Linked DNA regions of Homo sapiens: regions 1 and 2 are each linked to region 3. The links are chromatin loops, found by intact Hi-C in ENCODE. Cell type or tissue: endothelial cell of umbilical vein. All regions are shown on one strand.

Evidence for each region. A loop is a pair of places that touch in the nucleus more often than their neighbours do. Peaks named below come from ENCODE experiments on the same cell type or tissue, not always from the same donor. Only the 100,000 strongest peaks of a DNase experiment are listed, where the experiment ranks them.
Region 1: a loop joins it to region 3, with 2.7 times the contacts of the local background. A loop is called at or near these places in 3 of 110 quality-filtered maps.
Region 2: it touches region 3 in a loop (33-fold over the local background); 10 of 110 quality-filtered maps call a loop at or near these places.

The regions. Positions count from the first base shown.
Region 1 is chr13:80,548,877-80,556,876 of GRCh38, reverse strand. No RefSeq gene overlaps it. Among named protein-coding and RNA genes, the nearest start is that of SPRY2, 210 kb to the right of the region's middle. In endothelial cell of umbilical vein, no CTCF peak of the experiment used is centred here; DNase peaks (open chromatin) are centred at 876 and 4,936.
Region 2 is chr13:79,544,556-79,552,555 of GRCh38, reverse strand. It overlaps NDFIP2 (Nedd4 family interacting protein 2), which reads right to left. Exons shown (of 8, transcript NM_019080.3): 6 at 4,162-4,228; 7 at 1,434-1,539; 8 at 1-40. The coding sequence ends at 1,436. Among named protein-coding and RNA genes, the nearest start is that of LINC01068, 18 kb to the left of the region's middle. In endothelial cell of umbilical vein, no CTCF peak of the experiment used is centred here; a DNase peak (open chromatin) is centred at 3,395.
Region 3 is chr13:80,361,055-80,369,054 of GRCh38, reverse strand. LOC105370276 (a long non-coding RNA gene) reads right to left here. Exons shown (of 4, transcript XR_001749939.2): 3 at 7,369-7,454; 4 at 3,003-5,961. Among named protein-coding and RNA genes, the nearest start is that of SPRY2, 24 kb to the right of the region's middle. In endothelial cell of umbilical vein, a CTCF peak has its summit at 4,939 (motif pointing right); a DNase peak (open chromatin) is centred at 5,034.

The DNA of each region.
Region 1 (8,000 bases), 190 kb before region 3:
TACAAACAAACTTTAAGATGGCCCTTTTACTGGAAGGATATTGAGTATCTTGCAGAGCACCCAAGCTATAGGCAAATCAGGCAACCAATAAGTCCAGTAATTCCAATATCATCAGGATGATCATCTCTCTTCTCATCTCCACCTATGGGTCACCTTAACACCTCTCTCTCTCTCTCTTTCTCCTCACATCCACCTTTTCATTCTTTGCCTGGCATTCTCTCTCTCTCTCTCTCTCTCTTATTCTTTCTGTCTCCCTACTCCCACCTCCAGCAAGCCTAGGATCTGCTCACAAATGCTCAACTCTAAATATTAAAACTTTAGCCACAATAAATACATACAATAAGAAGAAAATACTAGAGAAAGAATGCGTCAACCAATCTGGGCCACGTGCCAATAACTAGACCAATTGATCTGAGGCCAAAAGAGTGGGATACTGTAATTTGTCCAGTTATAAACTAATCAACTATTGTGTAGTAAAATGGCATCTCTAGGGCAATGGAGTGGGGTAAGATACAGGGCCCAGAAGAAAAGTTAGGGCCGCTGAGCAGACAAACGAAAGTTCTGTATTTCCAGGAAGAAATTAGCATGTAACTTAATGGGTTTTTTAAAGCAGATTTTTTAAGCATTAAATGTGACATCCACATGTGCAGATCTTTTATAAATTGGTATTTAGTTACTTGAGCATAAATGTCAATAGTACAGGCTGAATAAAGTCCAGGCTGCTTAAAAGGCCTTCTGTCCTGTTCTATTTCCACTGCTATTTATTTAATATTCCCAGAATGGTAATAAAGCAAACAGTGGTATTTATCTTCTTTGTGTGAAATGAATTTTTGTCTGTTTTAAATATGTAGTGGTTTTCTTTAAAGTGGGATGTTCACACCATCACATTTGAATTGACCTTTATGAGTACGAATGATTGTTTCCTTCTATTGTTTAAAGCTATGCTTCAAAGAAATGGCAATATAGCAGCTACATGTTTAATATGATAATGACCTCATTTAGAATAATTTTTAGTGTGTAGTCTTGTTAAAATTCCATCCAAATTATGTAATATTTGTAGAAACCATTTTATGAAAATTTTAATAAGATAGTATACATTAAAAAAACTTTAAAAATCTATACAAAGGAAAATCACATTTCTCTACTATACTAACATGGATTTTAGTATGATCACTATAGTCCCAAAATATTCAAAAATAAACGATCACCACAAAAACAAGGGTTATAAAAAAATTAAATACGGAGTTAAAAATAATATTTTCTATTGTGCCCATAGAGCCCACACTTAAGAAATTATAGTGCTTCCAGCCTTTCCCCTTAATTATCCTGGAGAAGAGAGAAGCCACTATTTGATTTGGTTCCATGGACCCCTACGTGGACTTTTTGATAAAAAAAAAGTTATGAAACTATTTGATTTGATTTTAGGAGAAAACCCCAGTCTCCAACCTCAGCTTGCCTACCCAAGAAGGAAAAAGGGGGCTCAGAATGGGGCAGGAATTTCCTGTCCAGGTCCGTCTTTCACTACCTTTGAAACAGAGTTCAGCTCCAGGTCTGTTAGCTGATGACCCCTGATATAATACCCTGAGGCAAGATGTCCTTGTCGGCTGTGCACCTCACCTTCTGTAGGCTATGAGGCACCTTTGCTTAATAAACTTGTAAAACACTGACAAACCAAAGGCTTTTTCCAGAAACTAAAATATTAGTTCAAAGAGTTTTAACCTCTCAATCTTCTTTATCAAACTGTGTAAGCCATAGGAGGCAGGGGAAAATGGAAAGAAGTGCGCAGAAGAAAATCTCATTGCACCATCAAAACTATGTCAGAAGCTATCATTGACATCCTTGAGATAAGAGGCAGAAAACAAGATAAATAAGTTGTCAAAACAGACAAACAAAAGGAAATTGAAAGGGAAGACAAAGGGCAAAGAAGAAAGGAGTGAAAACAAAAGAGCAAAAAAGCTTATCAATCATAAGAAAGCTCATCCCTCTCAACAAAGGGAGGAGGCATGATGCAAGTTAAGGAAAACTAATATTAATCATACTAAGCCAGTGCATGGCATACTTATTATCCATGTCATTTATGCCATGGGGAAAGAATAAGAGTAAATAGTATACAAGTTAACTCATTATTGATAAAGCATGAAAAGTATTGGCTTTTGAAAATAAATTATATTGTCCATCTCTTGTGGGCTTTTAAAAATATTCCTCTATTTAAAAAATGGTTTCAGTTCAGTTTTTAGTATCCAGTGAGCCCTCTGTAGCTAGCTCAACTTATAAAGTTTAAACTATTATCTTGTCAGTTATAGTTTCTGTCATTGTCATGCACATAGGACTGTGGAATAAAAAGAAAAACTAAAATGAGTTAAGTTTAAATGTGAACATGAACTATCATTTTCTTTTTTCAAGTAGAATCTTGATGAGTAACTCACTGTCAAAACAATGCATAGAAACATGAGGAAACTGTCAAATTAAAAGAAAATTAGTATAATAAATGCATAAAAATAGACTATGATGTGAATAATTCTGTGGAGAATAAAAAGCAATAAAGATAAGTTTCAATACAGTATCCAGTTAATTTTTAAGAGCAGAAGGAAAAACAGGTTAGAAAACACGCATAGGAATAAGGACATTCTTTTTAAGCCTTCCATAATAGCTCTCCTGAGAAATAGTTTTTAATTATCATATATGATACAAATGAGCATTGACCATCCACTGGAGAGCAGAATCCTCATCCATAAATATAAATTAGTTTTAACAGGCAACTACATTTTGCTACTATCACAAAAGACTATTTTCTAATTATGTATTTGTGCTAGTCAATTTGTCATAGATGACTGTGGACTTCAACCTAAGAGAGTATTTTTTTATTAATAGATTATCTTAAGCATTAGCTGAAGTGTTTGTTAGTTTTCCATTTTAAAATATTTCTCCCTGTTGATATCTTTTTTTGCCCCCTTTGATAGAAAAAGTGGTTATACTTAAGGCCTGGAATAATTATAAGGGAATGGAAAGAAATTGGACACCTCATATTTTTCTAAAAAATTTGTTTAATAATTTAACACATGTGTTTTTTGAGATTTCTAAATTGCTATGGTTAAAAAAGTAATAGAAATAACTTAATTATATAATGGTCCTCCACTATGGTAGGTCTTTGGATATGCATGACTGTAAACGTCTGCAGTAAAGAGACAATTAATTGGAGAATTAGTAATTCTCCACAGAATTATTCACACATGGTAGTGTAGTGAGTTACCATGATGAATCTGGACTGAGAACGCAGTAAAAATTCCCAGATAAGCCCAATTGCCTAAATAAGCCTTTGAAAAGTATTGTTTGTTTTAAAGCATCAGCCTGAGCAATGTCAAATTCTCACAGATAACAGAATATATACTTTAAGTGAATGAACATATAACCATACACAAAAATAAGATAAGAAACCCTTCATGTATCAGAAACCATGGAGAATTCCTGAGATGGTACAACGATGGGAACAAAAGAAAGAAGGAGAGTGTAACAAAGGAAATACCAGGGATAATGCCACCCAAAAGACTGAGGGCTCCACCATGACCCTCCAGGCCTGAGAGAAGGGGAGCCTGTGCACCGGGGACATCCCAGGAACAACAGAGAAGTCCACCACCCTGCAGCTGCCCGCTTCCAGGGAGCAAGGTAGGACGTGGAAGGAGACAGTATGGGAGTTTATGTTAAAGAGATCACACAGCTGCAGGGGGCTGTCCATCTCTGGAGACAACAAGAAAAACAATCTCTAAGCAAACACATGTTTCCTTAAATTTAACTAAAGACACAGTAGAGTACAAAATAAGCCTTAGTAAAAGTTCCCAACATTTCTGCCAAGCAGGTTGTGCAAATGAATGCAGCAGAAATTCTAACAAGTAATCTTAGATACAAATATACACACTCATGAATCACATCACCAAAGAAATAAAGCAACACAATGAAAGAGAAATAAATTCAACCAACAAAACAATTTACATGTGAGGTAATAGTGTTGATAAAAACAATCTAAAAGAGACTTTTAAATATTCCCAGAAAAATAAGGGAAATAAGTTTACTTATAAAATGAAAATAGGCTGTCATTAAAAAAAAAGAATCAATCAGCCTTACTTCCCAAGGGGAACAAATCCAAGCACTAACTCTAAATCAGTTCATAACTGATTCCTTTAAACTTACATGTTAGTTTTAGTCCAGGAAGTTTCCTAAATTTTCACAGGCTTGATGTCTCCCTCCTTCCTCCCTTCCTTCTTCCCTCCCTCCCTCCCACCCTCCTTCCTTTCTTTCTCTTTCTTTTTCTTTCTTTCCTTCCTTCCTTCTTTCCTTCTTTTCTTCTTTCCTTCTTTTCTTTTTTTCTTTCTCTCTCTTTCTTTTCCCTCCATCCCTCTCTTCCTTCCCTCCTTCCTTCTCTCCTTCTTTCCTTTCTTTCATTAGTCTCCCTCTTTAAAATGTCATATAGCTTCCCACTATCATCTTCAATAATAGCATAGCATTACATCCCTGGTGTCATACCTACTTTTTTTATTACCAGCAGCCAAATGCTTAACACTTCACCTACACAGATGGTCAAATGAGTCACTCTATTTGTAAAGGTCTAAAAGCATATACATAAAATACTAAGTCTTGATTGCTTATCTCAGGCTGAATTTCTATTTCATTTTTTTATAGATGAGAGACATACAAAATATTTTTCAATAACTATTTTCTGAGAAAACAGCCATACCCAGCCCTTAGCCAAATCATTTCCTCTATTATGAAGAAATGCTAAAGGCAATGCAGTCCAGCTCAGCAATTCTACTTTTCATAGGAGTCAACATTCTGAATGTATTTGTTACATTAAGAAAGGAAACAGAGACTATCAATCAGACTTTCAGATCCTGTTTTAATCAGAACCCATTCAGGAAACAGTCTGAAAAGCCAGAACTTTCAATGCCCCTGTTCAAGAAGGTTTTTTTCTAACTGATTTGCAGCCCACAGAGGAAGAACAAATACTGTCGATGCTTTCTATTTAATTTGGTATAAGTTCATAAAACAAATTGCCCAGATAATTGGACATGTCTTCAATTCTACACTACATTTTCCATAGATGTAAACCAGATTTATAACTTAGAAGTGCAGCAATAAAAGTGCATAGCTTGTAACAGACTTGTGCCAAGTCTTATGTCAAAGTGAAATAAAAAATGAGACAGACCACTTTGAGTAATCAAATCTGTCAGCTCAGTTAACTCCTTTTAAAGTAATGATGATAAACTCTAAAGTCTGCAAAACAAAACAAGTTTAATTATTTCTATTAGTACAAATATAGGTATGCAGGAAATAGATATTTTAAATAGATTTCCCAAAAATAAACTTATCACCCTAAATCCTTCAAATAATTTTTTCTTGCAGTTTTTTCTATTATTCCTTTTTTTTTTTTTTCCTTTGGAGAATTTAAAACCCACTCACACATGGAAACTACTATCTTGAGGCTAAATTCCCATTTTCCTCTGAGTTTTTCCACCCTTGCTGAAGTCAGAGTTGGCAATTATGCTTTTCTAGACTGGACCGTCTGGTCACCATTTGTCTGGTCCCTGGTCCAAAAAGGAAAAAAAAAAAGATCAACAATATTATGTTGGAAAACATAAGGTGGCTTTTAGGCACATCTGTTAGTCCTGTGATAACTAAATAAATCCAGTTATTATAAGCAAAGCTTAAACCTAAAGACGTCTTCTAATTGAATTCTTCCTTTTTGTGGTCAAGAAAAGGGAAGAACATTAATGGTAATAAAATAGGGAAAGCAGAATTTCCATCTGCAAAGACTTTCCTAAATCTATGTACTTCTTCAGGCTATTTGCCAAAGGCAACATTCCAGAGAAACTGAATTTAAATAATACCCCATTCCAGGAATGAGGAAAGCAGATACACGAATATGTGGAGATCAATTGGTATTAGTAACACATTTCCAGAATTTGAATTTTAAAAAGCCTTATTTATTTTAGAGAAATAAACCACTTTTCCCCCAAAAAAATCCCTCCTTGTATTAAAGTAAATTATTTTACTATTTATTGCTAAGGTATCTAATACTTCCCTCTGCTTCTTTTCTTCCTTCCTTATTTCAGTAATAGAAACATCCACCATTTGGCCAAACTAGAAACCAAGGTTATCATTCTTGAATCAAATTAAAGATAAATACTTCATAGCTCTAACTTTTAAATATTTCTCAAAATAATTATTTTCTCTCTTATTACAATTACTGCTTACTTCCCTGTCTGCCTAAATGCTCTATTTCTTTTACCACAACACTTAACATCTCATCTCTATAAAAACATCGCATGGCAGTTCTATTGTTATATGTTCTTGAATATGCCTTCTCCAAGTTTGAGCTCTTGAAGGAGGAGGATCATGTGTTTTTCATCTGCAATGTCCTAACACCCAGCTGATAAAAAAAAAACACTAAGTTATTATTTGTAAAAACACTAAGTAATTATTTGTAAAAATTATTGATGAACAAATCAATGAATGAATGATAGACACATTACTGACTTAAGTAGTGAAATCTCTGTTTCAACTGTGGTCAACATATGTAATTTTTACCTTATTAGGTCAAATGGAATTGAACAATTGGACCAATTTTGACAAATTTGCTAAAATGCATTCAGTGTCTCTTGAAGTTGAGTTCACGTGTAGGCACAATAAAAGAGTCCCATTGTTTTTTTTAATTGGCATAGATTTTTTTTTTCTTATAGTTCGTTCTGCATTGCACTGTTTTCTTAGATTTTTGTGTAACCCTTTTTGAATATTTTTAATTGTTTTGTCTTGTTTTTTCTCTTGGTTTTAAAATTCAGAACTGAATGTAACTGTAAATATATCTTTCATTTTCTTTATAATTTATCTAGTGGATTTACATGCCATTGAGCACTTAATAAATTTATATGCTAATTTTAGAGCATATATTTGGAAATAGAACCAAAGACAAGTTGCATAAAATGCCACTTTCTACAAAGACAAATGGCATAAAAAATATATGGACTTTTTTGGGGGGAAGTATTCATGTAAATTTTTTAAGGAAATTAATGCAATCTGCTCATTAGGGGAAAGCCTATTTGAAATAAATTTTTTTTTCTCTAACCTCATATTTAGTTTTGTGTGTGTGTGTGTGTGTGTTTCAGTGAGCCCTTATTTGGGCACATATCCCATTAACTGAAATAAGGGTGGTTAGCCCTCAGGGGAGCTCTGTTGCCTTCTTCAATTTCTTCTGCCATATAGAAGTCCTCTATAAAAACCACTCCATGACGTGGACTATTTTAACTCTTACATACAAGTTATGCAAACCTTAAACTGCATCTTACAAGAATGGAGGCAGCTCTTCAATCCTAATTTACATGTTGTTTACTCTTTTCTACTATCATATTGCTTTGGAACCATATTTATATCACTAGATACAGATTTTCTCATCTTCTTTGCCTGGGTTTTAACATTTACTATTATGTTCACTTCTTTAACTCAGCATTTATTTTTTGAAATTATGAAATATTTAAACAAACTCTGGAAAATGAGCAGCAGTCATGTTTCAGAAGCTTGCTCTTTTCTCTTTTTTGTTAGTATTTCCACTACAGAATGAGCAACTCACTCCAACTAACTCTCCTCACAACTAGTGCTCTGTTTCTAATCTGAATTCACATTAGAACTCCAAATCCACTCTTATTGGTGGCAAGACTGATTCCTTTACTCTCTCACCTCACATATGAAGGTTGTTACAAAGTTGATGAGGATAATCAAGTCATACTGGAAAGAATGTTTTGGACTGTGAATATGCAGCTGCAATGAGGATATATTTTGGCACTTCCAGCATTATAAAAGCTAGAATGATTAATAAGAAGTATGGAATTGATCTACTGAGAATACTGTAATCCCTTCATGGTTATTAAGAGATGTGTGAAGCACATAAAAACAAATGTAGATTGTTACTAAAAGGATTCATGATTTAATTTTATCCCCTTTAAAAATATATTTTT
Region 2 (8,000 bases), 820 kb after region 3:
TTCACATTGGTATAAGAAAGGAATGTCGGGTTGATGCAGTCTGGAGACAAAGAAGGAATTAGTCTTAAAATGTATTAAGTTGTCTTTATCTAAATCATAGTATAATACAACACATTTTATAGAAGAATTATATTAAGTATATAATATTCTCTTCATTAAAGTCTACATATCAGAATACATTCTAAAGTGTAAGGCTTCTATAGCAGATTTTCATCTAGAAAATATTTGCATTGTATTTTAGACTCTTCAAAATGCATAGAAGACAATCACACAAATTAGTAAAACAGCAAAATTACTTTGCCTTTTAATCTTATTATTAATACTGACAAATTCTTAATGCCAGTGTCTGCAAAGATATTTTGCTTGTTAAAATAAAAAAGCGACTTCTTTGGGAGTGGTTGGGGGAGACTTTAGTAGAACACTTAAAATGATACTTTAACATGATCTAGAAATACAAATGTATTCATAGTACTCTAGCAGAAATAAGTAAATTATATAAGCTTATGTATAACTTATATAAATGATAAAATGTAAGCAACCAAATCACAAAGCATGCAGTTTATTTATTTGAAAAAAGAATACTTAATAAACTTGAAACACTTTGTTCCTTATAGTCCTGCATTCAGAAGTTAAGTACTAGTAGACATTTTGGTAATAGAGTTCAAATGCTTTATAAGTTTACCTTATTTATAGGTATAAAGTACATGGTACTTGCTTTAAAAAGTAGAATAGGGAGTATGAGGTTACTTTATGTGAAGATACTCCCGCTGAACAATAAATAAATACTATTACTATACCCACGACCTCCAGAAATTCACTGGATAACCAGTAAGACAACTTCTACTCATTTCTTCATATTCCTACTTATTCAAGTTGTAGCCTTCATAGTTGATAAAAAATCAGCACACATTAAGAAAACAATAACAGAACTATTTTCTTCACATGACTTTTATTCCTTAATCCAGACTGTTAAAAGGACTGCAAGACAAATTGTTTTTCAATCAGATTTTTTTCTCCACCAGATGTCTATGTGAATTTCATATTGTTTTAGACAAAAATGCTCATTCCTTCGGTCTAAGTACTATGTCATATTTTGTTTTTTCAAGCCTTCAAATTTTGTGCTGGTGGTTACTTCATATACATTCTATGGTTAATCTTTAAAGAGAAGTTTTAAAAGTCTGATTCAAAATTTCAGTTCACTCGCTATGTATTTTAAAAATTAAAATTTATGAAATTCAATTTTAAAAATCTAAAAGTTATCTAAAAAGGTCTATGACTTATCAAATTTCAATAAGCTGACTGTTAGCAGTATTAAAAAATATTAAATATGCTAACAGTAAAAATCATGAATACACATTAGGCATTTAATATGTATCTGGCAAATTTGAATACATAAAGGGAATAGGCAGAGTTCACAGATTAATATTTCTTACCTCTACAATAAGAAGAAATACCTTGTTCTATGAGCAGCTGCCATACTTTCAGACATGTTTCTGACTTTTAGATAATTAACAAATCCTCTGAAGAAAAGGAGCAGGCCTGAGAAGGTTGAAATAATATGGATATACTATGTTTTTATACAGAAAAGGGCAAGATAAATTTAAAGTAGACAATTATAAACAAGATCCTCTTGGCTTAAGGAATTTTACTTGCAGACTTCCATTCATTTCTGTAATATATTTTACACTATAAGGATAAACTCTGTCACAAGGAAATACAATTTTTCAATTTGTTAAGCCTAGATGTACCAAAATTAAAGCAAATCTAGCTATAAAAATCCAGAATTACATAAAAATATACATTTAAGTGATTTTCTTCAATAGTAAAGTTACCTGACGCACTTAAACTGATTCAACTCATAAAAACCCCATTGAACCCATGGGCTCAATCTTTTCAATTAATATAACTACTGGGTGAACTAAGACATATTTATTTATATAAAGTAGATAAAAAGGAAATATATACATGAGGTTACTAACAATTATGAGGAAAAAAACAATAAGCCTGTATAGTAATATCAAGTGCCTGTCATCTGTGAAATCTGTATTTGAAGATACGTGCATTATGTACATATTTTTAATTATGAGTTCTTATTTTGAAGTAATAATAAAAAACTAACTTATAATAAAAAATTAAGATGAGTTAGAAAAGACAACTTGGAAGACAGTCACTCTAATGATTTAGATTATTTGGGATACATCTTATATCTACCTCAGTTTTCTCCTTTGTAAAGTAGTATTTTAAAATAACAACCACAAATATATTTAATAATTTAAAAAGCAATACCTGTAAAATTCTCTAAAGTTTCACATAAAAAATATTAGATAAGTATAAAACATTACCATTACTAGTATAAGCCTTTGAAATACTTAAGCATATGATTCTTAGGGAAACATTTATTAACTCCAGCAAATTTTTAACCAGGAAAACAGGGTGGGGGGGATCCAAAAACAAAAACAGAAGATATCTACTGTATGTGTATGACTTTCCTCACCAGGAGGAAAAGGAGTTTGTGAATTTAAAATATGAAGTCTCAAACTAAATTTGTACCCCAACTGCAAGACAGTAATCAAATCACTAAAAACAAGAAGCATGTGTGTAGTAAATTGGAGAGGAAAGACAGAAGAGAGATACAAATGATGACTTAAATGGTATAAATTACAGCTAAACCCAATCGCATCTGCTTCCCATATCCTAACTCCCTCCTTTTGGGACTCCTTCTGAATTCCACCCTCATGCCCTTCCAGATGCTGTTCAAAGATAATAATACTGTTATCCAAATGTAAAAATATTATTGAAAAATGTAAACCAACTTATTTGTGGGATCCCTTCCTTTGTCTCTAAAGCTGCTGTTTTCTAACACACATTTTACTTCTCAGGCATTTTCTAAAAGAAGCCACCCAGTTCATACCTAAAAACCAATCGCTCAGTGGCTACTGTTTCTCAGCATTCTACAAAGTGCTCAACATTCTTTTCAGCATATGTGAGAGCAACATTTTTATCACTGATTACATTTTCACATTCCCCTAAATAAATAAACACTAGATTATGGCTCTGAAGTGGAACTGGCATTGTCCTCTGTATTCTACTCTGCCCCACACTAACCTCCTTAAGATTCCTCCAATCTCTAAATAATATATATATACACACAAATGTACTCATTTAATATGCTTAAATACTTAATAGACTTTATAAACCTTCTCACTTTTAGGTAAGAAACTCAATAAAGAACACGGCATTCAGGCAGTTAGAACACATAATATAAAACTGGCTTCACCTCCAGATGCATCTCAACAAAGTCACAACACTAAAATAATTTCAATATAGCTATTAAAGAATTAAGTGACCTTATCTGACTAACAATAATTTGTTTCCCAAAAGATCCTAAAGATCCAACAGTATGACTAAATAAAAACTCAGAGAGAAGACTGCCACCTACTGAAATGCTGTTATTTTCTGGTAAAATTCTGAGTGAAACATGGGCTTTTACTCTTAACTAGAAACAAAAGGTATTCCTTATGTCAGCAAATACATCTGAAATGTGGATTAAAGATATAATGTGATTTAATGATTAACTTAATTATCTCACATTGAAGGTAAAAAACAAAAGGGAACAAAAATTGAAAATCCATAAAATTCCATCAATATTAATAAAAAGACACGTCTTATAGGAAGACAACTCAACAGAAGCACTGTGATCATTAGGCATAAAGCCTTTCCTTATGCCTGGCTGATTAATGATTAATTCAAGGCACATTTCAAAAGCATAAAGAATGTTTCCATGATCAAAAAATAAGAGAACAGATAGAACAACCAAACTATCCAACTCTCAAATTTCCTAAGATCATTAAAAGAAGTCATTTGTGTATGTTTTCTGAGATAAATGCTAAAGACAATTTTTTATCACGTTGTTATTTTAAAATTTTTTAGCATTCAATTATCATCCCGCCACTGACTCTTTACACTGATAGCCTCTGGATTTTAAATCTAAGAAATCTGTAGTGCTATATAGAATAGTTTAAAAACGTGAGATGATGTGTTTGAATATGAGAATTTTACAGAAGAAAAATAATTTCCACATAAATTGCAACACAGTTTATTTACATCTTACAGTTTTTGGAAATATCCAAGTTAAACTAAATGCATTAAGAATAAACTTACCAAGTACAAGAAATATCCACCAAAGCCAATACTGTCCATTGAAATATCCAGTAAAATAATCAGAAAACTATGGAGTGAACATAAATATATTAACCGAATTCATACACCTGAATTTGAAAATCATAAATTATCTTCAGTTTCATAATGATTTACTTCAAATAATCTTTAACACTTAAAAATGGCACAAAGGAAAAATAAAAACACTTAATGGCATACACAGCATACACATATATAAATTATTTGAGAAAAAATCATCTTATGCAATAGCAAAAAAAAAATTGGAGTATTTTTAGAAACAAAAACCAGTTTCAAACTCCCCGCAAGAAACAGTAAATGCTGTATGTCTGAATCACACATTTTCTTATTAGAAATTTCACGTCAGTCCTTTTTTCATAATCTCTCAAAACCACAACTACCATCCCAAACACACTACAGCAACCCGCTGCTTCAGATATTAACACCAAAAGCCACATTAGTTTAATCTTATCAGATGGGGGTGTTCTGCTGACCTCCAAAAGAAGAGCTTTTGACCTTCTGTACACCCCCTACTGTTAATCACTGCCAAAAATACTAGGTGCATAAAGACCCCCATTAGAGTCTTTTTATTTTCAAACTAGATGCTCTAGCATTCAGTTCCCAACAGAGAGCTGAGAACAGCTAAATGAACCTTAAAGTGGCATTTCAACAGTTCCTATTAGTGGCCATGGTAGACAGTTTTATATTCTCCGTGGTGTGGGAATATGAACAGGCAGATGGAAGGCAGAATTTGATGATATTGGACACAGTTATCCTTTCCTTGATTAGACTCTAGACATCACACTTCATTAATTTTAAAAGGTTTTTTAAAAAATCAATCTAATTTTCTTCAGTTACTTCAGATAACTTTAGCACCTAAAACAATGCCTCAAATGATTACTTTTTAAAAAGTGTTTAATATAACCTACTCTAAAACTGTTAAAAATTAGCTTGTGTTTACCCACCCTGTTTCCACTGGTCTGCAAACTGAATCTGATGTAACTAAAAATGATTCCACTAAATGCAGACTTGCTCTCAAATCTAATACTAACTAAAAGTATTTGTAACTTTATAAGTAAAGATTTCCAATTATTTGTTGGTAATTTCTATATAAGCTTAAAAATCCTAGGCTGTGGCAAAAATAAAAAATGCTTACAAATTGTAAATAATGTTATCATTTAGTAAGCATATCAAATAAAGATTATCTAAGTCTGTTTTTTATAGCCTTTTAAGTATTTTCTCAGGAAGTATTTCCAATTAATAAATAAACCATTTATAGTAATTTCAGTATTTATAGTAATTTCATATTTTAAATTTTATAGTAATTTTTTAAAATTTATAGTAATTTCAGAGATTTAAAATTTCAAAGTACTACTAAAAACATAAATCCCATGTACACCTACATCTTTAAAATATATGTACAATGAAGGAGGGACTTGAAATTGAAAAGATACAGCTTATACAGGATGGTACTATACTATTTTTTAGTCAAGTGATTAACAGTTAGAAATACAACATTTTCATATAGGTCTTAAAGGCTGTAAGAACAAAAAAGAATAAAGAACAAAGGCAATACATTTTTTAAATTTCTGCGTGTTACCCAGTAACAGGTAACCTGAACATCAAGAACAGTCATTCTTCACCAAAAATGTTTACCATAAAACTAGTTCTTATTTACTCCCTAGTGAAAAATATAATTACCTTCACCCTGATGTCAAAGAGAAGGATTTGCTATGTAAAAAGGATAAAGAAATGCTTTTGGACTCATTACTGTGTTAGCAAAAATGTTTTAAAATACTAAAATCATAAGCCTAAGCCAACTGTTGTTTTTTTCATATAAGTAAACCAATCATGTTGATTGGCCAGTCACAGGCTAGAGAAATCAAATTTTGGAAAATAAATTAATGAACATTATGAATTCATCTGATTTTATTATATTAATGTAACATCACTATTTCATTGTTTACATCCTGTCTACTTTCAAAATGTACTTTGTTAGTTTTTAATAAAACACATATGTATTTTTAACCACATAATAAAAAACCTTAGATAGAAGTAGTATCAGAAGGCTAGGCTAAAGATATTTACACAAAATCCGAGGTTCATCGCAGCTCAGATACAAAATGGACAGCGGCAGTATGATTTATAAATTACTTATTGTCTAATGAAAGGGAACACCAGGTTTTTAGGAGAAAACTTTTCTCTCAGCACTAAACTCTAAGAGGAATGTTTTACTTGGAGCATTATAGTAAAAGTCAAAGTACAGTGTAACAGAGGCAGTACAGAAATAGGAAAATAGGCAATGAATTGAGACCAAGGTAGATGTCAATTCACATTAAAAACTGTGAGACTGGCCTGGCGCGGTGGCTCACGCCTGTAATCCTAGCACTTTGGGAGGCCAAGGCAGGCAGATTGCCTGAGCTTGAGATCAGCCTGGGCAACGCGGTGAAACCCTGTCTCTACAAAAATACAAAAAATTAGCCAGGCGTGGAGGCATGTGCCCATGGTCCCAGCTACTTGGAGGATGAGGCAGGAGAATTGCTTGAACCCGGGAGGCGGAGGTTGCAGTGAGCCAAGATGGCACCACTGCACTCCAGCCTGGGCGACAGAGTGAGACCCCGTCTCCACAAAAAAAACAACTGTGGGACCTTGAGCAAATTATTTGACTCTTTTTATTCTTAGTTTCATCACCAATAAAATGGCTAGATCATCACCAGCATCAGAGATACAGTTAAAGTTTGAAAATTCGTTGCTTGTAACAAATTATGCCTGGCATACACTAAGGGTTAAATGAATGGCAGTTATTGTTATTTTATACAAAAGATTTTTTTAAGTCCTTTTCTTATAACACTTCTTAGTACACACTAAAGGCATAACATTAACTCTAACTCAGTAAAAGTATTTTAAGGGAAACTAAACAGTCCTGGTGATCAAACTTGATGACAGTATTTACCTTACAAAACTGTAAGAAACTCTAGTCTTTGAATTTAAGTTCCCCATCTTATCACATCAACTAGAGGTGATAACTAGATAATCTAATCCCTTCTCAACCTGAGGTTCTTATGAGAAAATTAAGCTGTAATACTTTAAGGACATAAGTTGTATAAGATGCATTAACTTCTTTCTTACACATCTAGAATGATACTAGCAATTTACTAACAGGGAGAATTGAGAAAACAGTCCTCATATCATTTTCTATGTTCTGTGATTTAGATGAGAAATCCCATTTGAATAATAGTGCTTAATTCTATTAGTATCATAATCAACATTGGACTTATCTAGGCCCAACTTTGAGGTTTTTTTAATAATAATTTCTATAAGGGAAGGGACTGTGCCTTTATCTTTGTATGTTCTGTAACAGCTAATAGATTTATACTTGTGTTAGGAACCCACTGTACATCTTTTGCAATAAAATTAAAACAAGAAATTGTCAGGGGATAGTTCTAATGATGGCTCAAATTTTAACTATCTTAGAAGAAACCAGTCCATAGGTCCCAACCAAGAATTAACTGATTAATAATCAAAACCTATGGATTACTGAAACCCTGGAAAGCTATAAGTTTTAAAATAATGAAGAAATGCATTACATCCATAAACATTAATATTTTCATAGTGGGTACTTTTAAATCAACTTCATAATATATATTATTAAAGTGAACATTTAAGAGAAGCTAATATATTTGATCTATGATTCTACTAAAAATTTTAGGAGGATTTAGCTCATTCAATTAGAAATCAATGTTTAAATGTAGAATGTATGTATTTTAATTTATTAATTGTATAACAGCATTTAAAATGTGTAGGTAATTTTTCAAAAGACTTAT
Region 3 (8,000 bases):
TATATTTATATATTATATAATATATATTATATAATATATATATTTATATATTTATATATATTATATATAATATATATATTAATATATTATATATATTATATATATTTATATATTTATATATATTTATATATTTATATATTTATATATATTTATATTATATATATATTTATATTATATATATTTATTATATTTTTTTTATATATTTATATACATATTTTATATATATATTTATATATATATATATGCCTTCAATGAAAAGTTCCCTGTGTTCAATTGTTTTCAAGTATCAGCTTGATTATCATAAGCAAAATCCACTTATAGTTTTCTGAAATTTTTAGGACAATTCTTTCTTCAAGGGAAAAACCCCGTCTCTACTAAAAATACAAAAAATTAGCCGGGCATGGTGGTGCATGCCTGTAATTCCAGCTACTCGGGAGGCTGAGGCAAGAGAATCGCTTGAACTCGGGAGGCGGAGGTTGCCGTGAGCCGAGATCGTGCCATTGCACTCCAGCCTGGGCAACAAGAGCGAAACTCCGTCTCAAAAAAAAAAAAAAGAAAACAAACAAGCAAAAAACCTTAACAGCTCTGTCATTTACAGTAATCTGGGTAAAAATTTAAGTTAGGCACTTGGGGAAATGCAAAAGCTCTGAAAAAACGTTCCTGCATTGAACAAACTTAAAGTATATCATCTGAAGAGAAAAAAAACTGAAAACAAATATATGAAAAGTTAGAGAACAATTATGTGGTCCTGAAAGTAAATGTAAAAGTTGTTTGAAGAATGGGTGTTCTGGTATCTTTAGTCTCTAACCTCTAATGTAGAATGACTTTATGAGCAGGCTAAGTAAGCATTAGCCCATACATCATGCTTTGTGAAGCAAGGGGCATGACCTCTCATCCAATAATGTCTCCTAAAATTCCTCCCTTTGGCACAGTTATCTGTGTGCTTCTAGGTCCTAAACTGAACATGCACTCCTGTGCAAACCCTCTTCAGTCTCAGGATGAAGGAATGTAGCAGTATATTGAGGTTAGTATCAAATCAGCCTTATCCATGGCCACTCACATCCCACTTTCCAGAGCAGGGATCCTACCATTAGTATTCCTGACCTCAGAGCCCAGCCATAGAAACTGAGTCTTGTTTTCGCTTTGATTCACTCCCTGTTGACTCCAGGTCCTCTAGCACTGGAATCCAAGAATTTATGCCCCCTCAGTCCAACCCCTCCACAACATCCACACCCAGCACTCTCTAAAGTCCTTTGTTGGGGCTCAGGAAGTGATACTCAAAAGTAAATATCTCATTGCTCACACTGTATAGAGCCCCGACTTTCATGGAAGCCCATCGGCAACACCACTGCCTGAAATGAGACACAACTGTTAACTGTTTAGCTAGACTGGCCTATTATCAGGACTGAGAGACTGATTCAATGGCTTATGAGACAATCTATCAATCAATTTTTGGACTGTGAAACTTCTTGAGGAAGTTTCAGAATGAGAAATGTTGGGGTTCAGAAAAAGAAACCCCAAAGCGAAGGCTTGCAAAGCAAAGTCTCTCTCCAACCTTCTGCCCTCCTGTCTCTTGCCCCTCATTCTCCCTGAGGCAAGCCATAGAAATTAGAACGCTTTTTCTCTAAAGTCAGTCCTAAAGCCTAAAAATACAACTCTATCCTTCCCCCATCTTTCTGTGTAATACCTGGCCATAAGGAAATTAGACCCTCATTCCAGAGGGGTCCTGCTCCATATCCCAAAGGAAAGCGTTAGCAAAAATTAAAATCCTAAGCCTCTCAACTGACTGAATAGACCCCCCTCTAGGCCAAGGTGATCTGAAAGAAACCTGAAGAACTAGTTCAGGCCATGACAAGAAGTGGGGTCCGACATGCCTTATTATACTCTGTTCTCTTCAGAGTTAAGACACCACTGACCAGCATTAACACTGAAATAGAGATCATAGGCTGGGTGTGGTGGCTCATGCCTGTAATCTCAGCACTTTGGGAGGCCAAGGCAGGTGGATCACCTGAGGTCAGGAGTTCAAGACCAGCCTGGCCAACATGGTAAAACCCCATCTCTACAAAAATACAAAAATTAGCCAGGCATGATGGCAGGTGCCTGTAATCCCAGCTACTTGGGAGGCTGAGGCAGGAGAATTGCTTGAACCCGGGAGACAGAGGTTGCAGTGAGCCAAGATCACACCACTGCACTCCAGCCTGGACAACAGAGCAAGACTATCTCAAAAAAAAAGAAAGAAAGAAAGAAAGAAAGAAATAGAGATCATAAGGCTGACGAAACAGATTCTTTGTAGCAATAAGATAGCAAATTCAACCTAACTCTCTTATAGTATCACATGACAAATAACAGGCCCCCCCCCCAAAAAAAAACAAAGTATTTTACTCCAAAATATATTTATTTGAAATATTTTTGGATGGCCCTGCAAAGCTGTCTCTTGTGGGGAAAATCTACATTCAGTAAATAATCCCCTTCCCTTTCCTTGTCTTTTCCTGACCCAGGAGAGATTTAAGTAAGAGTCTGGCATCTTTTATGTCCCATAAGAGACATTTACATCTATTATTTAAGAGGCTTCACCTACATAGTAAGAACCTTGATTTCCACAAACCTCCTTATCTTAACTCAAGCATTTCTTTATGCTGACTTCAAGTCATCAGGCAAAGCTTAATTATTATCATTATTTTTGTTTTGTTTTGTTTTGTTTTTGAGATAGGGTCTCACTCTGTCACCCAGGCTGCAATGCAGTGGTGCAATCACAACTCACTGCAGCCTTGACTTCCCAGGCTCCAGCAATACTCCTACCTCAGCCTCCCAAGTAGCTGGGTTTACAGGCATGTGCCACCACACCCAGCTAATGTTTGTATTTTTAGTAGAGACGGGTTTTTGCCATGTTGCCCAGGCTGGCTTTGAACTCCTGAGCTCAAGCAATCCACCTCCCTTGGCCTCCTGAAGTGCTGGGATTACAGGCGTGAACCACCACACCCAGCCAAGCTTAATTATTTCAACCAATTGTCAATCAGAAAATCTTTGAATCCATCTATGACGAAGAAGCTCCCCTTCCCCACCTTCCCCCCTCACTTTGAGATGTCCCACCTTTCTGGGCCAAACCAATGTATACCTTACATGCCTATAACTTCTGTCTCCCTAAAATGTATTAAACCAAGCTGTAACACAATCCTCTTAGGTGCATGTTCTTAGGGCCTCCTGAGGCTGTGTCAAAGGCCCTGCCACTCATATTTGGCTCAGAATAAACCTCTTCAAATATCTTACAGAGTTTGGCTTTTTTTGTCAACAAAATAATGCTGTACAGAAAGACCAAGAAAAATCTGGACAGGCTTTGCCGAGTTTCCTGACTCTGTCTATTAGCATCAAAGCATTAGATTTTATCCTTTTTGTCCAATCATATTTTATATGGCTATCCATACTTCATTGAACATCAGCATAAAACGCAACAATTTTCCCTGCATCTTTGGGTCTTCATTCTGAAGCCTCCCATATCATATCAAACTGTGCTTAAATAAATGTATTATTCTTTTTTCTTGATAACCTGCCTTTGTTATAGGGGTGTTAGCCATAATGCTTATGATGGAGAGGAAAGTAATCACCTCATTTCTGCCTCTACACTTTCCAGAGCCTAGAAATTCCACATCTAAACTCCAGCAGCAATGGCTGGATCTCCTTATTAGAAACTGCTTCTCCCTGATGTTAATTGTCACTTGCTAAACCTCTCCGTGGTATTTTCCAGAGTGTTAAAATGATCTGATGATGGTATCTTGCACACCAGTGATGAGTAAGGTTGATTTGGGAGATCTGACCTTCTACTCTGTTATTTCCTTTCTGTTTTACCATTCCGCAAGCACACCTCACAAAAATGACTTTTAAGAAGACAGCAGCTCTCAGTAGAGGACATACAGTTCCTTTTCTTTCCCAATGAGTGACACCTCCTTCCTTTCACTCCTTATTGCCTATTGCTTAGGGTTCTCCTCATTCTGCACCCCATTCCCAGCTTGTTGATTGTTTAGAGGCAACACTTTCTCATCTACTTTATCTTACTACAAAAACTCTCCCTAAAACCTACCATTAAAAATGCTTCTTTAAGAAGCTCATTGAGACTCCAAAGCTCCCTACTGAATACCTATACCCCTAGGGAAATAGTTTCCTATTTTATCATATAATACACTAACTGATTTCTACCTAAAGCCAAAAGTTAGTAAGAGTTGAATATGTAGAGAGAGAATCTTCACATTAAGCACCTTTAAGACTCAGAATATAATACTATAATACAGGGTATAATAAGCATTTAGAAGTGATTTAATACAAGTATTAGTTAAATGAACACTGTATATGGATCAACATACTCTGATTCATGAAAGTACAAATTCACAGAGAGCAAATTGATGAATCCAATGAATTCTAAGAATCTTTAATTATAGTATGGATATCAAGATAAATTAAATCAACTATGCAATTTCCAAATATCTTTCACATAGGATGATGTAGACTAAAATAATGATACAGCAAAGTGTTCAATTACAGAATGTAATTCTCCAGTGATAATGTCACTCCAAACCTCTATTTTGCTTACTAGAGTGTCAGCTTGATGTTCAAATAGCCAACTTTACTACTGCTAGGTCAAGTTACTGAGAGTTAGCTATATAAGGTTAACTCCTACCCAAGAAAAATCCCAATAAATAAGAATTGTTATGCTTTATGTCCTGCTTCATGATATAAGAAAGGAGGAATTAATTTTAAAAGGATTATAATTATCTAGCCCAACTTCAGAATCACTATTGAATTTTAAGAAAGAATAAATTTTCAGAAACTACATTGGCATTTGCTACCAATCAAGGATAACACTTGTATATAGAAATAATGTTTAAAGACCAAAAGTAACAGAATTTTCCTTGCTGTCTTTTCATCCTCCCAAATCACCGCAACAAACTGTTGCAGGGAAACCAGCAGAGGGAGCACTAATCATTGCGATTTTTTTTTTTTTTTAATGTGTGCTCTGAAAAACAAAAGAAACTGTCTTTTAGCGAATTTCTAGATACTTTGTCAAGACTGGCAAAACCCTTATAAAATACAGATATTATTTGCCACTGTTAAATTTCCTCTTTAACTGTTTTTAATCAGTATTGAAACATTTTTTATTGATGTTTTTAATTAAGAAAGTAATACCTGTTTGTTGTACAAAGTGAAACAAATCAGGGGAAATTTTTTTTAAATCAATATTTGCCTATCTCTCCTTCAGATCTGTATTATAAACAGACTTGTGTATCTTTTCACATCCTTCTCATAAAAACAAATTATATATACATATATATATGTGTACTGCTACATGGAGAGAGATTTATAAATACACACACATGCACACATAGGTGTACTCCTACATATATGTATATATGTCTCCCCATGTAGCAGTAGCCTCTCTTTAGGTAACAAAATAGCATGAAATATCCTCAGATATACAGTGGAAAAATAGGAAATGTGAAGTAAACACAATGTCAGGGCATATAACAACCATGTGTGAACAGAGGGTCAAAACATATAGGCCTGAAATTATATCACTGCCTTCCACATGAAAAATCTAAACACATATGAGTGAATGTGTGGACCCGGAAAAACAAATAAGCAAACCAGAACACAAATATCCGTCTTAAACTGTGATGAGGAAAGCTAGGTGAATTAATTTCTGCTTTACAATTTATGTTACCAATCTCTTCACAAAACAAAATTTAAAAAAATTAGCAACAAAACCACTTAGGAGCTTTAAAAAGTGAAACATATTAAAATGCATTCTTTAAAACTCACAATACTGGCCGGGCGTGTGGTGGCTCATACCTGTAATTCTAGCTACTTGGGAGGCTGAGGCAGGAGAATCACTTGAACCCCAGAAGCGGAGGTTACGGTGAGTCGAGATCGCAGCATTGCACTCCAGCCTGGGCAACAAGAGCGAAACTCCATCTCAAAAAAAAAAAAAAAAAGAAAAAAAAATCACAATATTTTACAAATTCTAACTGAAGTAGAGTAAATCGCTTTTCATTCCATTTATTCACATAATTGAACTAAATAAGCAAAAGAATATAACTACTGATATCAGTGGAAGAGACACTTCATCCCACTCCATAGAGAGAATCCCTGAATTTCACTATAGGTTCTGACCCCTGTCCAACATCATCTCTTTACAAAAAGATCCTTCTAAATTAGTGGGCCCAGGACCCAGAGACCCATCTAGCCAGGTGGTAGCTGCTTTTGTGGATTTATGTTTCTGAAGCCAATAAATTTGCTGAAGCTTCCATGGCCTTTACTGTGTGCCCTCATTCATTCCTGTCACTCAGCATGCTCTCCTTGTTTTCCTCCACGTCTCTGCAGATGCACTTTGAACACAGCCTTTTATAAGTGTACTTTATATTTACCAACTTCTACGCACCCTGATCCCATAGCATGGGGCTATCATTTCCCACATAGAAAGGAAGGAAATATTGCAGGGGGAAGAGACAGCACACAAAATGAAATAATGAGAAAAAACTTACAACGGTAGAAGGGAAAGGCCCTACTTACGAGGTTCTAAAGAGAAGTATTTCTGGGAGTAGGGAGTAATTAATCAACTGCGGTATCCATCCCATCTCTCCAAAGCAGAAAAAGGTCATTTTATCTACTTGTAGAAAAAAATCTTTTACTAAGGGCTTTAAGCATTTAGAAACTCTTTCAGAAACCACATCTCTGTAATAAAATAAGAGAACACAGTATAGGGATCCTCATTTCATAGATGAGGAAAACTGAGGAATGGAGAGGTCAAAAGCTGGCTCAATGTCACAGGAAAGGCAGTTGCAGAGTTAGGATAAGACCCAGGGTTCTTGACTCCAGCCCTTTACTTTATCCACAAAGTCAACACAAGCAGTCTAGATTTGTTATCTCGCCCCCTTCTGTCTCAAAGACTGAGTGACAAAGAGCCCTTAGTGTGATACTGAGTGTAAATGACAGCACAGGAAGTCCATTCTCAGGGCAAGCTGTGAGACTGGCAGCTGAACAGGAGGCCACAAAGCAAGTCTGTACAGAGCACTTTCAGTCTACACTCACTATCTCATCCCTACTAAGGCCCAGAGTCCACAGAAGCCAAGGGAGGGAGTGACGGAGGCTGCAGGAGGGTCCACTTAGTTCATCAATTCCTGAGTATCCTTTAGCACCACAAAAGGCTTAGACTTAATGAGAAAGAAATGAATCATCTATAGAACTGAATATTTATTTTAAAGATGGTATTTTCAATGTGTAACTCACATATAAATTATGAATTACATAATTGTTTGTGAACTGTCTGTATAACTACTGTGCAACTTTTCAAGGAACACTCTTTTCTGACATGGTACTAACCTGTTAATTCAACTCTTTGAAACATGTTAATACAGTTCTCAAGGAATTCCATCTAGTCAGGTAGCACATGTTTGAAGCTGAAAATGCTGAAAGTGAAGAAAAATTGTATCAAAACAGGTTCAGTATGAATATCAACCATATATGGAAGAAACATTTATATAGAAGCCACACCCATGTGGATTCACAGTTGTATCAGCCAAGATACTGCAAGTATACCAAGTGTGTTAGTCTAACCATATAGCATAAAGCTGGATTTATTTGTGCTATTATGGCATGGTTGTTTACTGCAAATATAAAAGAAAATGAAGGCTACCACGACCTAATTCCATTGTAAATTGAATTGTATTATCTTCCTGTAAGCATACGTTTCATTACAAACATTTTATTATGAAAGGATGGTCAAAGGAGAAAAATAAATTTATGATACATGTATGACAATATCTCAAAGTATAACTTGTAATTTTCCATATACTGTTAAACTGACCAGCACTTCTTTTAATTCATTAAATAGTGATCAAACTATCCTGTGAAAAGAGATGTTTTACATAACCTTATACTTAATTTTAATATTAACAGTTCAATCATATTTAAATTGATTGAAATAGACACAGTGCATTAAAATCTGACACATT